3 separate regions of the Mus musculus genome follow, and all the other regions are linked to region 3. Evidence: chromatin loops called from intact Hi-C (ENCODE). Cell type or tissue: left cerebral cortex. All regions are shown on one strand.

What was found. Peaks named below come from ENCODE experiments on the same cell type or tissue, not always from the same donor. Only the 100,000 strongest peaks of a DNase experiment are listed, where the experiment ranks them.
Region 1: a loop joins it to region 3, with 4 times the contacts of the local background. A loop is called at or near these places in 13 of 42 quality-filtered maps.
Region 2: it touches region 3 in a loop (2.7-fold over the local background); 3 of 42 quality-filtered maps call a loop at or near these places.

Annotation. Positions count from the first base shown.
Region 1 is chr11:22,222,896-22,227,895 of GRCm38, forward strand. All of the region lies in intron 5 of Ehbp1 (EH domain binding protein 1), which reads right to left. Among named protein-coding and RNA genes, the nearest start is that of Ehbp1, 61 kb to the right of the region's middle. In left cerebral cortex, a CTCF peak has its summit at 2,921 (motif pointing right); a DNase peak (open chromatin) is centred at 2,933.
Region 2 is chr11:22,581,566-22,586,565 of GRCm38, forward strand. It overlaps Gm51939 (a long non-coding RNA gene), which reads right to left and starts at 2,882. Exons shown (of 3, transcript XR_003949864.1): 1 at 2,467-2,882. In left cerebral cortex, no CTCF peak of the experiment used is centred here; a DNase peak (open chromatin) is centred at 3,103; H3K27ac peaks cover 264 bases.
Region 3 is chr11:22,509,863-22,514,862 of GRCm38, forward strand. Tmem17 (transmembrane protein 17) reads left to right here and starts at 2,421. Exons shown (of 4, transcript NM_153596.3): 1 at 2,421-2,721. The coding sequence starts at 2,622. In left cerebral cortex, a CTCF peak has its summit at 2,588; DNase peaks (open chromatin) are centred at 2,873 and 3,517; H3K4me3 peaks cover 1,582 bases; H3K27ac peaks cover 1,701 bases.

The sequences.
Region 1 (5,000 bases), 290 kb before region 3:
AACTGCACTATGAAATCCATGGGTTAACAGTGTAACACACACACACACACACACACACACACACACACACAGAAGGTGCCTGCGGATCACTAGTTGGAGAGCTATTTTCTCTGAGTCACTTTTGTTTCCTACCAATTATCTCTCCCCTTTGGAACTTTTGCCCTTTCTGTGCTGACTCTTCTTCCCTCTGCTTAGAATCTCATTTGCCTAACTTGTTTTTTGTTTTTGTTTTTGTTTTCTTGAAAGATGAACTCAGTAGCCACTTACTCTAGGAAGCCTTTCCTAGCTTCTCCCATCTTTGTTGTTCTTTAACGCTCCTGAGCGTCCTTTTCCTGGAATCCCTAGCTAGGCCCTTATTAGTAAGCTTCTTGCGAACAAGCTACTCTATATCACCAAACACAAGGCTGCCTTGGCTTAAAGCAGATACAGTATTTTATATCACTAAGAACATTCACTCTACAGCTAGAGATGCTAGACACTGTAGATGTGTGACTATCCCAATTTCATAGAAAAAAAAAAGTATCAGGGAAAACCATGTCTGGGTGAACAGAAAGCACACATTAAATGAGCGAATTCAACTAGATTGGTTTATCATTATACATTTTTTTTCAGTTCACTCAAAACCAAGCGATATTAAAAGAACAAAAACATTTAGCTAAACTAAAATCTGTATGTTCAAATATATTACATCTGAATTTAGTTGGGTTATAAAAAAATGTCCAAAAAGTTTTTATTCTTTAAAAAATGCTCTGACACAACACTAATCACAGACTAACAATGGCAACACTGACCCGAACTAGGCATTTCTCATTACACTAGGAATGGATAAATGAGATGCAAATATCCCAAATAAAGACAATTCAGACTCATGTTTTGAAGTACGTCCATGTGTTGTATTGTAAATGGTCACACACAAAGGTACAATGCTAGACACTAACGAGTTCTCAGCACACTTACTTTAAAGCCACTTCTTAATTTATAAGGAGACAGATGTAACCAAAGGGTGAAAATCTTAGTGAGACTATCAGCTCTTTAGTTAAAGATAAGGTCTAGAAATTATGGAACACATAAATAAAAGAAGTAGAAAAAATTTAATTTGAAATTATTAATTTAGAAATCTAGGGTTTTTTGTTTTAAAGCTCTCAAGAAAAGAAAGTTTTATATATGCATGTGTACGTGTGTGCACATGCACACACACACACCTTCATATGCTTTATATATGTTTTTTCTAATCCTTAATAACCTAAAAAGGAGACATCAACTCCAGCATTGTATAATTGAATACTCAGATACTATAAAAATTAAATCACAAGCCGGGCATGGCAGTGCAGACCTTTGACCCCAGCATTCAGGAGGCAGAGGCTGGTGGAGCTCTGTAAGCCGAAGGTAAGCCTGATCTATATACTGAGTTCTAGGACAGCCAGGGCCATGTAGAGAGATCTTGTCTCAAATGACAACAACAAAAACAATTTACATCATATATCTACTGCCACACAGCTTGTGGTAGACTTGCCTGAAAAGTTTTGTTTGTATACAAGTAGCTTTTCAGTTCCAAGAAGCAAACTCAGACATACAAAATTGGGAATTTTGTATGAAATTCATTACATATAAAATGCATTACATAAAAAAGATTACCTCAAGGAAAATGAATTTCTATGAGTAATAAATCCCAAAACTCCATTTCACACTGTCTAATAACAACCAAGTAATTACTCCAAATAGCTTCTGAATCTAATATAAATATTAAAAGCCTACCTTTTAAAATCTAATATATACTTCCTCACAGATTTACCGCTAAAGATGGCCAATTAAAAAGTCCTCTGATTCTTCAATCTCTGATTTTTAGTGTGTTTGTATGCAGATGATAGGTGTTTATGATATGTATTCATATGCATGCATGTGGGGGCCAGAGGTCAAAAGCAAGCGTTTTCCTCAATTGTTCTGCACCTTATTTATAGAGACAAGGTCTCTCACTGAAATCCAGTGCTCGCAGTCTGGTCCAGCAGACTGTCCAGAGAGCTCCAGTAGTCAGCTTGTGTCTACCTACTAGGCACTGGGCACTGCAGGCACCGAGCACCACAGGCACTGGGCACATGCTGCCCCAATTTTCATGATTCTAGGGATCCAAACTCAGGTCCTAGATCCTCAGGTCTATACAGCAAACATATTACCAAATGAAATATCCACACACTCCCACCCCAAGTGACCTATCACCTCTACCATTCAGGGAGGCAACTACTGAGTCAGGCATTAAGAAAAAGACCCTGGAGAAAAATGAGACTGAATGAAATCCTAACGTGTTAACCACATAACTCTTAGTAGATCCTTCACCTTCTTTAGGTGTCAATATTTTTAAAGTAGGGCTACATGTCTAACCCATAATCTACTGCACTGAGAAAATGAGATACAGTATAAAGCACTCCACATAGCACCTGCTAGGGTGGATGTCCCCAGCAGACTTGTAAGGGTGGTATACTTGAGACTTCGTTTTAATGGGATATTTAGTATCTAGTATAAGTTTAATATTATAGCCAGGAATGGTAGACTATACCTGGAATTTCAGCATGCAGGAAGACCAGACAGGAAGAATACCATGAGTTCAAGAAAAGACTAAAATATTGACAGACTGTTTCAAAAAAAAATAAAAACAATTCTAAGAACTCATTACATCTTGAAACACTTTCAAAGTCAAAAGGATTTTTAGTTTCTTTTTCTGATACCTGCCCTTCAGTATCAGGAAAATGTATTAACTGACTTGCAACCAAAATCCATATTTTACAATAGAATTTAGCACTTTAGCTAAATATTTTATATAAAATGTTGATGCAATTTAAAGTGTAAGCTTATGCATAGACAAAGATGCTTCATGATAACCTACCTACAGAAATTACATTATTTCCAGGCCAGTCAAATCTATCACTTACCACTAGGGGGAGCTACAACTCAGGAAAAGATTTATGCAACGTCCCCAAATTGCAAAATTTTCCCATCTTATAAAATATATTACCAACTTTCTTATTAAAATATTTTAATTGATAAGAATACTAAATTCTTTTTGGAGGCCTTTAAAGGATGAGACTCACTAACATAACACACTATATGTTTATGTTTAACGTCTGTTTCTTTTGACGACTTATGTTTCACTAAGTTTTATTCTTTCTTTCCACCTTAGAAGAATGAGGAAGAGCTCTTCTACCTGCTTCATAGACAGCTTTAGTTCCAGTGCCTGGACAGTGCAACACACTACATGGTCCATGAATACTTACTGCTGAGCACATGGATGAATACTGCTCCGTGTGTTAATTTCAAAGTTAGAAATGCCTGGTTAGATGTTAGGTAGAGCAAACTTATTGATTTTGGGTTTAAAAGAAAAGGTCTAAGATCAGGCTAGTAATTGTCTCGTTGGTTAATCAGATGGCCCATGAGATGGGCTTGGTTATTACATGTTTACAACAGAATCCCTCTTCTGTGATCTGACTGGAAGAGGGAAGTGGGCAATAATAGAAGAACACTGACGACAAAATTGTGTTTAGTGCTTATTAATGAACTTCATTAGGGCTTTACACAGTTTCTTAGCTTAGTGTTGTTAACTTTTTGTTTCCTAAATATTACCAACACCCACAATATAACATAGTAAATTTTAATTTACTTTAAATGAAACAAAGACAACAGAAATGCATTGTGAATCCAAAATGTTCTCAATCTAATTTTTCTATGTTTTAGAGGTGAATGTAGGATTTGACTCCAGATTTGACTGTGATTTTTAATTTACTTTTATAACTTGTTCCTAAAGCATATATCATCTTTCAAAGTGACTATTTCGCCAATGTATGAAAACCTAGTTATATAATTACACTAACAGACCAAAGCATTAAAAGGCCTTAGAAGTTCAAGCCCACTTATTATGAACCTTAGAGAGGTTCAAGAACTCACTTATGAAAACAACAGAGTAGACCAGACTGACCTGTATCAGTTACACTGGCACAGGCAAAGTTAAAACACAGTGGTTTTATCCAGGCAAGTAGTACATGCTTCTAATCCCATCACTGACTTCCAGGCCAGCATGATCTACAACTAGGAATACACAGATAAGCTTTGTTTTGGAAAATAAAAATCTCAAACAAAAAGTTGTTTTAAAGAGACAATGGAAAATAAATATCGATGTAAACGAAGCAGCCATTGCCCAGCACAGCTGCCCTGTGACAGCATGGTGTTCCCACTGCCCGGCAGAGTTGCCCCTGTGACAACATGGTGTTCCCACTGCCCAGCAGGGCTGCCCTTGTGACAGCATGGTGTTCCCACTGCCCGGCAGACCTACCCCTGTGACAGCATGGTGTTCTCATACCGTCCTTTCCTTCAGCACAGTTCCAGGAGACTGCTGAGGGGTCTTTTCTTGCATTCATCAGGACTTGCAATGAGCACCAGGTTTAGCTATAATCAGTAATTATGCACTGCGAAGTTATTTTGTCATAATGAAACAATGATATAGTGGACAGAGAGGATAAGTAGAAAAAAAGGTTGCCTACATTAGACTCACTTAACCAACAAGTGTCCCTGTTGGTGTTGTATAAAGTGAACCTGAACTTTCTAGAGGAAAGAGTTAACACACTTTGATAGAGTTAAAACATCTGCATAGATAAAGAAGAAGATTCTCAAATCTATTTTTGACTGTTTAAACCCATCTTAAAACTGAAACAGATGATCTGCCTAACTTCTAATCTATCTTCCCAGTGAGTGCATACAGCATTTTGTTCCAGGTTTAGATTTACACGACATTCCTTGGCATTAGGTGGTTCATAATTTATGACAGTTGTCCTAATTCTTGGGCTGGCAAGACAGTTCAACAGCTGAAGCACCTGCTACTCAAACATGGACTGTAGTTCTGATCCCCAGCACCCAACTGAATGCCCACCTCTAACCCCAGCACCCAACTGAATGCCCACCTCTAACCCCAACACCCAACTGAATGGCCACCTCTAACCCCAGCACCCAACTGAATG
Region 2 (5,000 bases), 72 kb after region 3:
CAATAATAAAAAGAGAGCAGCGTTGGGGGATAATGTCGACATTTCCACTCCCAATGACGGTGATGTATAATGCTCAAGTATTCTCCTGCTTTTTTACCACTAACTAGGAACTGGGTTTGGCCTTAATTCAGACAGCCTTGGCTCTGTCTGGACAGGTCCAGACGACTGACACCATTAACACTTTGTCAGCCTCAGTGACTACAGTCATAGATGAACAGGCCTCAGCTAATGTCAAGATACAGAGAGGTCTCATGCTGGTTAATCAACTCATAGATCTTGTCCAGATACAACTAGATGTATTATGACAAATAACTCAGCTGGGATGTGAACAAAAGTTTCCGGAATTGTGTGTTATTTCCATTCAGTATGTTAAATTTACTAGGGCAGCTAATTTGTCAAAAAGTCTTTTTCAGTATATGTTACAGAATTGGATGGCTGAATTTGAACAGATCCTTCGGGAATTGAGACTTCAGGTCAACTCCACGCGCTTGGACCTGTCCCTGACCAAAGGATTACCCAATTGGATCTCCTCAGCATTTTCTTTCTTTAAAAAATGGGTGGGATTAATATTATTTGGAGATACACTTTGCTGTGGATTAGTGTTGCTTCTTTGATTGGTCTGTAAGCTTAAGGCCTAAACTAGGAGAGACAAGGTGGTTATTGCCCAGGCGCTTGCAGGACTAGAACATGGAGCTTCCCCTGATATATCTATGCTTAGGCAATAGGTCGCTGGCCACTCAGCTCTTATATCCCACGAGGCTAGTCTCATTGCACGGGATAGAGTGAGTGTGCTTCAGCAGCCCGAGAGAGTTGCAAGGCTAAGCACTGCAATGGAAAGGCTCTGCGGCATATATGAGCCTATTCTAGGGAGACATGTCATCTTTCATGAAGGTTCAGTGTCCTAGTTCCCTTCCCCCAGGCAAAACGACACGGGAGCAGGTCAGGGTCGCTCTGGGTAAAAGCCTGTAAGCCTAAGAGCTAATCCTGTACATGGCTCCTTTACCTACACACTGGGGATTTGACCTCTATCTCCACTCTCATTAATATGGGTGGCCTATTTGCTCTTATTAAAAGGATAGGGGGAGATGTTGGGAGCCGCGCCCACATTCGCCGTTACAAGATGGCGCTGACAGCTGTGTTCTAAGTGGTAAACAAATAATCTGCGCATGTGCCAAGGGTATCTTATGACTACTTGTGCTCTGCCTTCCCCGTGACGTCAACTCGGCCGATGGGCTGCAGCCAATCAGGGAGTGACACGTCCGAGGCGAAGGAGAATGCTCCTTAAGAGGGACGGGGTTTCGTTTTCTCTCTCTCTTGCTTTTCTCGCTCTCTTGCTTCTCTCTCTTGCTTCTTGCTCTCTTGCTTCTTACACTCTTGCTCCTGAAGATGTAAGAAATAAAGCTTTGCCGCAGAAGATTCTGGTCTGTGGTGTTCTTCCTGGCCGGTCGTGAGAACGCGTCTAATAACACCAGACCAAAAAAAAAAAAAAAAAAATAGAGCTTGAGGCTGGGGAGAAACTCTTTCAATGAAGCACTGAAGGTCCTGACTTTGATTCTCAGTGCTGGAGAGGCACAAACTGGAAGATCTCTGAGGTTCACTGGTGAGCTCAAGTCTGTTATGGCATTTTCTTTGGGACTACCAGCTCCCAAATAAGGACATGGAGACATGTTTATTATTAATGCCTAGGTCTTATGCCTAGGCTTGTTCCCGACTAGCTCATAACTTATTCTAAATTCTGTCACATGGCTCATTAGTTACTTCTCTGTCTTAGTTCCAGCCTGCTTCCTTCTCAGCATCTCCCTGGCTAATCTAACTCTCTCCCAGAGTTCTGATCTTCCTGGAAGTCCCACCTTCTACTTCCTGCCTTTGCTATGGGCCATCAGCTTTTTAATAAACCAATCAGAATGAGTGAGAGAGTGTTTACAAATCACGAAGACAGACGATGCTTAACAATACCAAGTCCAGCCTGTAATCGGACCTCTGCAGGTTCAGAAATCAGCCTTGTGTAATACAGAGACAATCTTTACACAGTGCATAAAAACATCACTCCAACACAAGTCTACTAAGAGGCCATGTCTCAGAGGAAGTGGATGATGATACTGGGAATAACAGCCAATGTAGTCCCTTGACTTTCTCACACACGGGTATGCCCATGTGCCAACACACACTCACATACATGTGGATGTGTGAGCACATGCATTTGCACAAATTTTTAATATGGTGCTGGAGAGACAGCTCAGCGGTTAAGAGCACTTGTTGCTCTTGCAAAGGACCTGGCTTTGGTTTCCAGCACCCACCTGGAGCCATATTTAACTCCGGCTCCACAGAATGAGATAATGTCTTTTGACCCTCACTGTCACCATGATCCCACTCATACATGCAAGCAAAACACTTACACACATAAAATAAAATAAATTAAAAATCAGACTCTGACCTGTATGATACCAGATAGAGGCCACAACTAACCTTGAAGAGGCAGCTCTTCTTCATATTTCAACCTACAGAGAAGACGAGCATCTTTTGCACTGTGGTTTCTAGTGAATGGATGAATCTGCCAAAGCCGAGAGGCTCCCTGACTTGTTGGCAGTGTGTGACCCATCTGTAGCTCATCGGCATGCCAGACCACCCCAGTTGAGATGGCTGCAGGAGGTAACTGGGCCTCTGTCACCACTGAGGTCTTGGGGCCTATAGAAAGCAGGCTTCTAATGAGCACAAGCACACACTTTTCGCTGCATTTTTACATTTCCCAACTGCCTTCCTGACCTCACGCACACATCCTATGATATGGCAATTAATTGTTCTCTGCAGCTCAACAGCATTGGTGTGCACAGCCATCAATGTGGTAGTGCTTTGTTTCTGATTTAATCAGCAGCCAGCCGCCCCCACCCCCCACCCCCAACAACAACAACAACAAAAATAGGCGAAACCAGCCAGCTGCAGACCCAGCTGTCAGCTCCCACCCCACCCCCACCCCCTTCCCACACACAAACGCATTCAGGGAGCCCAGCCAGCGTCCAGAGAACGTCGCTGTCACATCTCTTCCTTTTCTCCTCGTCACAATTGACAGGCTGGGGAGGGGAGGACACTGGGCTTGGGCTTGGCAGCAGGGTAGGAAGCTCCTGTTAACAGCCTGCTTTCCTGTTTATATGCAGACTGGCAAACTGTTAATTTCTCTTATGGGAGTGACAAACTGGGAGACCTAGGACTGGCGAGGAGAGGCGCGGGAACAGCAGGAGCGCTGTTGAAGCTGGGTCAAGAGGCTGGAAATGGGCGGGCAGGGAGCCCTTGCCTCCCTCGGGCCCACCACTGAGGATCTCTGCCCTTGGCTGTCCACACTTCCCCTGCTGTGCTGCCCCCACACAGTGCCCTTGGAGGCAGGCCATGAAGTCCCAAGGGACTGAAACCTATTTCACCAGAGTATCTGCTTAGGACCTGTGGGTTCCTGTCCTCTGCCAGCCAGCCGCAAGCAAACAGCCCTGATCTGGCTATCAGCAGAAACCATCGAGGGACTACACTCAGCTCAGCAGCCCCTTCCCATTGTTTCCCCCTGTCATCCTCATGCCTAGGTAGTGGCTCTCGATTCACTGCACAGGGACTTTACATAGTCCTTTACATAGGTGGGGCCAAGGCACTTGATCTTTTTTTTTTCCAAATGATTATGATGAGCAGCAGGGTAGAAAGATGATGTAAAGATAGGTTGTTGTTATTCATTTCATTATCATCGTTTTATAGTACAAAGACTGTTTCCAAGACCAGTGGGGTGGTAAATAAGGGCCAAGGATGAGTAGAAGGAGGAAATCACCTATCAGAGCCTCCTGCTAGGCTGAATGGCCAGGGTCTCCTTGTTAGCCTGTAGGCATAGGGGAGTGTTCTGAGATATGGGACATAAAGACCTGTGCTGGGCAACTCTATCAAGCTTCCAGCCCCAGAGCACTCCAATCTGCCCTCAGCCTGGTTTCCCAGGATCACAGAGCTTCTCAGAGGCAGGCACAGGGACCTTACCCTACTGTCTCACCACCTAGCTCCAGATTTATTGTCTCCTGTTGAATTCCGCTAAGGTCCCACCTGCTACCATCTTTGCAGGAATGCCACCAAGCTTCCTGGCCTGTAGAAAGACTCAGAGAGAAGAGCAGACTGTGGGTGAGCCCTGGGAGAGTGGTCACAGGCCATGGACATAAGACACTGTGACTGCAAACATTTTAGAGCTGTACTTGCCAGATGTAGGTCACATTTAAATATCCCTATACACCTAATTGTATTATTAAAGAAATGGACTTAAAAAAACCAACTATTTTGGAAGTTTTGATTACTATTAAAAGAAAATCAGGATTTTTCTTTTCTTTTCTTCCCCCCACCCCCTTTTCTTGATTTCACACGGAAGAAGTAAAGTAAGGATCTTTCTGAGAGTTCTTGAGACCTGACAGGTGGCTCATCCAAAAAACCACCAATGAAGGCCACTCCTTTCCAACAACCTCTCTGTCTTCAGTATGACAACCCCAGGCCACTGAAGTTCCCAATCCTTCTGTACACCTGCCGTGAGGTGCCCACCTCCACCCCCACTTCTACACTTTCTGAAGTGATCAGCCTAGGTCTAGACCTCTCCCTTAGTACACGTTTCCAAAGCAAGCAAAAGCTTTCCCACACAACCAAGCATGCCTTTCTGATCCCTTTTGGATGTTAACAGATAACTAAGTCCGTTCCTTTTCTGCTATGTTCTCTGTCTACTGGGCTCCAGCCCTTGCTTCCTGAAACTGTCTGAAAATGTGTGGCCATTGTCTGTCCACCTGCTCATCACCATGCACCATCACAAGGTATGGGTGTGCCCAATGTGTGCTAGGATAGGTATGAGGCAGATGTCTAGTCAGCAAAAGACCCTCAGAAGGCCGTGACACTCCCAGCAGCTGGCCCGGTGGGGACGGGGTGGAGTTGGACTGGTTCTCTGACATGCTGTCCCTAGTGCTGTGTAGGGAGACATCCTTCTGGAACTCTCAGGATTGAAG
Region 3 (5,000 bases):
TGCTTCCTTGCCTGGGAAATCTAAAGTTCTGTCTCCCTGCCCAGTCATTGGCCGATGGCAACTTTATTTCCTAATCAGAGCCAAGTTGGGGCAGGGAGCCTCAGCACAGACATTTTGGGAGCTGAATCGACACAAATAGCAATGAACCCAATGCACAACACATACTCTGGAAACTCCCAGCATGTGAGGCCTGTGGCAGAGATGTCCCTGCTTTGCTATGACCTGCCTACCCAACATCGCCAGTAATGTATTTAGTAGATGCATTATGGCTATCTTGCATTCTCTAATAGTACAAACATTATTAGGATGACCTGAATCCACGTTACCAGGCTACAGGCACTCATAGTTAGCTCAGAATAGATTCTTTCTTACTCCCTTCAGAACAAGAACTATATTTTATGAAAAGAATTGTAAAATGTTACTGCTTGCCATGATCTTGACTTTTAAAATTGGATTTATTCATTTTACACGAATTTAGCCTGAAGTTTTGTTTGTACACCACTTGTGTGTTCGATGCCCTTGGAGATCAGAAAGAGATTTCTGATGGAGTTAGAGATGGTTGTGAGTCACCATGTGGGTAAAGGGAAATGAACTTGGGTCCTCTGCAAGATCAATGAGTGTTGGCAACCACTGAGATATCTCTAGGCCCAGAACCCTTTACCAGAAAGATTAAAAGGGAAGAGTGGAATATAAGTCTTGGTAAAGCTCACAGAGTGACAGGAATGTTCGAATATAGCTGGAGAGTTTGCTGAAACCTCTTTGAGAAAGCCTTGGCAGATCCCAATAAAATTGGTCTTACATACCACTTGCCTCAGCACTTCCCCGGACACATTCGACATAAACATGTTACACTGGCATAAACATGTATGTTTCAACATAAACATGTAGGTTACACTCTACATAAATGTGTATGTTATACTCAACATAAACATGTATGTTCATCAACAAGCATTTTCACCAAGAGTGGCACTTGTCATAACTGCTCCTAAGTAGAAATTACACAGGAACTTATCAACATGAAAGAAAATTCATAAAAAATGTTGACAGCAAAGTCAGATTTTCTTTTTAAACTTGAATGTGCAATCAGTCTACTATAAAGTATAAAACAGGCCACTGCTTCACAAGCAACTGAGAAAGGGTAGCTCCTGGAGATGATGATACTGTTGACTGACCTGGGACCTAATACATCCGACTGTGCTTTTCTTTATGTCTATTACACCTAATGGTTTGTTTTGGTTTTTGAGGATTTTGCAATGTATCCCAGGCTAACCTTAAACTGGAGATCTCCTGTCTCTGCCTTCTAAATGCTAAAATGATATGTCTTAAGAGAAAGCAGGGAAAGGCTGATATTTTTAGTTTTAAAATCACCTATATTCCAGAAACAACTGCTTTCAATACTTTTAAGTTATTTCCCTGTCTTCTGAAGCAGGTATGCTTGGCTCATCCACCCTCTTAAGAATGTCAAGGGCAATTTTCTGAGGAACATCCTTAGTGAGGTAACCCAATCACAAAAGAAGTCATTAGATATGCACTCACTGATAAGTGGATATCAGCCCAGAAACATAGAACACCCAAGATACAATTTGCAAAACACAAGAAAATCAAGAAGAGGGAAGACCAATGGGTGGATACTTCATTCCTCCTTCTAATAGGGAACAAAATACCCATGAAAGGAGTTACAGAGACAAAGTTTGGAGCTAAGACGAAAGGATGGACTTTCCAGAGAATACCCCACCCAGAGATCCATCCCATAATCAGCCACCAAACCCAGACATTATTGCATATGCCAGCAAGATTTTGCTGAAGGGACCCTGTCATAGCTGTCTCATATGAGTCTATGCCAGTGCCTGGCAAATACAGAAGTGGATGTTCACAGTCATCTATAAAATGGAACACAGGGCCCCCAATGGAGAAGCCAGAGAAAGCACCCAAGGAGCTGAAGGGGTCTGCAACCCTATAGGTGGAACAACAATATGAACTAACCAGTACCCCCAGAGCTCATGTCTCTAGCTGCATATGTAGCAGAAGATGGCCTAGTTGGCCATCATTGGGAAGAGAGGCCCCTTGGTACTGCAAACTTTATATGCCCCAGTACAGAGGAATGTCAGGGCCAAGAAGTGGGAGTGGGTGGGTAGGGGAGGAGGGCAGAGGGAGGGTATAGGGAACTTTCGGGATAGCATTTGAAATGTATATAAAGAAAATATCTAATAATAATAAAAAGAATGTCAAGGGCATTTTTTTAAAATATCTATGTTCGTTTTCCATTTCCCTCAAGAAATGGTGCACCAATTTTGCAGAGGAATTGCTATGGTGTGAGAGCTCCTTGTGGCTCAGCCCAGGTCCGAATGGCTTATTACTTGTGATCATCTTAAGACGACGCGGCTTTAAAGCAAGACGGAGGAACCCGCCATTTTCAGCAGCACTAGGCCACGTTAGGCTGCGGGCCCGTGGCCCTGGCTCGCCTCTCCAAGGGGAAGCCTCTGGAGGATTCTGTAGCGTTCGGGGAAGCCCAGGTACCAGGTCCCTAGGGGCCCCGCACTGCCCGGTTGCCAAGGGAACCGCCACGCGCCGCTGTGCCCGCCGACTAGCGGGTGTGTGAGAGGCCAGCGGGCAGGCCAGGCATGGAGCTGCCGGACCCTGTTCGCCAGCGCCTGAGCAACCTCAGCCTCACCGTGTTCGGCGACTCCAGCCGCACCGGGCCAGAGTCCAGTGATGCGGCCGGTGAGTGGCGAGGGCGCAGGCCCACGCGGGGGTGTGGCTCGCGGGCGGGAGGCCGCACAGGCCGTGCCCGGGTGAAAGATGGCTGCTCCGGCTTCAGCCAGGGCTCTGTGCCCCGGGAGAAACCACGGCCCTGCGGCGGACCCGGGAGACCACGCGCTTCCGCCGCCGCAGCTACTGCACCCGGTGGCGCGGTCGCCGAGCGGATCAGGATGCGGATCAGGAACGCCTTCTTCCCCACGCGGGTCCCCGCTGAGTCCCCAGCGTGACAGCCGCCGGCTCACACAAAACCGGGCTGTGTCCAAACCCCTCCTAGCAGAGCAAGACCGGCTGCTGCCAAACCGACAAGGCCTTCCTCTGCCTGTTCCTTCTTTCTCCCTGTATAAAAAACTCTCCTCCCGAAATCTAAAAACGAAATACCAACGAGTTAACTCCAGCTTCTGCCTCCTCAATCAGGAGGACAGCATACATGGTTGTCTCCTTTGAAATCAAGGAATTGGAAATCCTTTCGATGGCTTGGTTTGGGCTTTCTTATTTTTATTTTTATTTCTTAAATAGGGCATTGAAAAGCAAACCACTTGCCATCATTGCATGTTGTCACCTTGGTCATTCGTGTAATTTACGCTATATGGAGAAAAGCCTGTAAAATTAGGATTTCGTGTTTCCGATTCAAAGTGTGAGCCGTACGGGGCACTAAAATCGAATAATACAAAGTCTCTGGGAAAAAAAGTGTGTGTGGGGGGGGCGGGGGTGACATTTGTTCTGAAGTTCTTTAGAGCCTCAGCAGCCTAGATAGTCGTGATGGTGTGGACAGCAATAGAACTAGGTAAAGACATCAGCCCTGTAATTTCTTATGGTTCTTACGTGTCAGAAAATATTGTTTTCCCAGACATTCAAACGTGAGAAAAGCTGTTTAAGTTCACTGTCTCTGCCAAGACAGGCAATTAATTGGTCAGAAAAATTTGTCTGACCAATTATATAATACTTAAATTTTATCTCATTACAGAACTTAACTGGAACTTTTGTAAAATTTAATGAACTCACACCTTGTGCCTTGTGGTTCCTCTTCATTTGGTCTGATTTTTCAATTGTATAAATTTGATGTGTTGAAGTATGGACATGAGCCTACATAAAATCAAAACCCTGACATTCTAAACAGCCACTCTTCTCAAGCTATATCCCCATAGCCTTTAAAACAAACAACAACAAAATTTATTTGGTTACAATGCAATCAAGAAGTACCTGGGCTATCCTGAAATTTTCTAAGTAGTCCAGACTGGCTTTGATCTTGAAATATTCCTGCTTCAGTCTCTTTGCAAAAAAAAAAAAAAAAGACTACAGTTTCTGCTCTAAAGGTTCTAAAAGTATCAGCTTAGCTAGTGTGTAATTACTTTCCTGTTTTCTTCTTGGCGAATCTGACTGTAAGATCACACCCACAATGGATCAAGAATTGTACTGTTGCCCAAAGTAAAATAATAATAATGAAAAAAATCCTAGTGGATTTTCCTTAGCGCTAACAAATTTTAAAAATTCCTAGCCCAGAGGTAGTAGTGCATGCCTGTACTCCCAGCACGCAGGGGCCGAGGCCAGCCTGGTCTTCAGATCAAGTTCCAGGAGAGCCAGGCCTTTACAAAGAACCCCGACTTGGAAAAAAAAAAATCATTCCTATATTTGGGATAATTTAAGAAGTCAAAGCAAGAAAAAGCAGACCACAATAGTCAGCCTTGCTCTTAAAACTTAATTTGCTTCTAGAGACCATGAATTTTTCATTAATTTATTTATTTTTATTTTATGTGCATTGGCGTTTATGCTTGTATGACTGCATGTATGCTTGTGTTACAGACAGTTGTGAGCTGCCATGTGGGTGCAAGATTTAAGTCCAGGACCTCTGGAAAAGCAGTCAGTGCTCTTACCCGCTGAGCCATCTTCCCAGCCTCCAACCCCATGATTGTTTTAAAAGTATTAAATGTCAATTAAAAAAAAAAAAAAAACTATGCAGAGAAAAACAAAAAACAGTCTCAAGGAATTTGTAATTTCTAAATTCTTACATTTAGAACAACCAATTTAAAATAAGAATGTAGTTAAATTTATAATGTATTTTTAGGGTTCAATTTTTATAATCAAATTCTTGTTGAGGGGGTTGGTGAGATGGCTCAGCAGGTAAGAGCACTGACTGCTCTTCCAAAGATCCTGAGTTCAAATCCCAGCAAACACCTGGTGACTCACAACCACTCGTAATGAGATCTGATGCCCTCTTCAGATAGTAGTGTCAGAAGACAGCT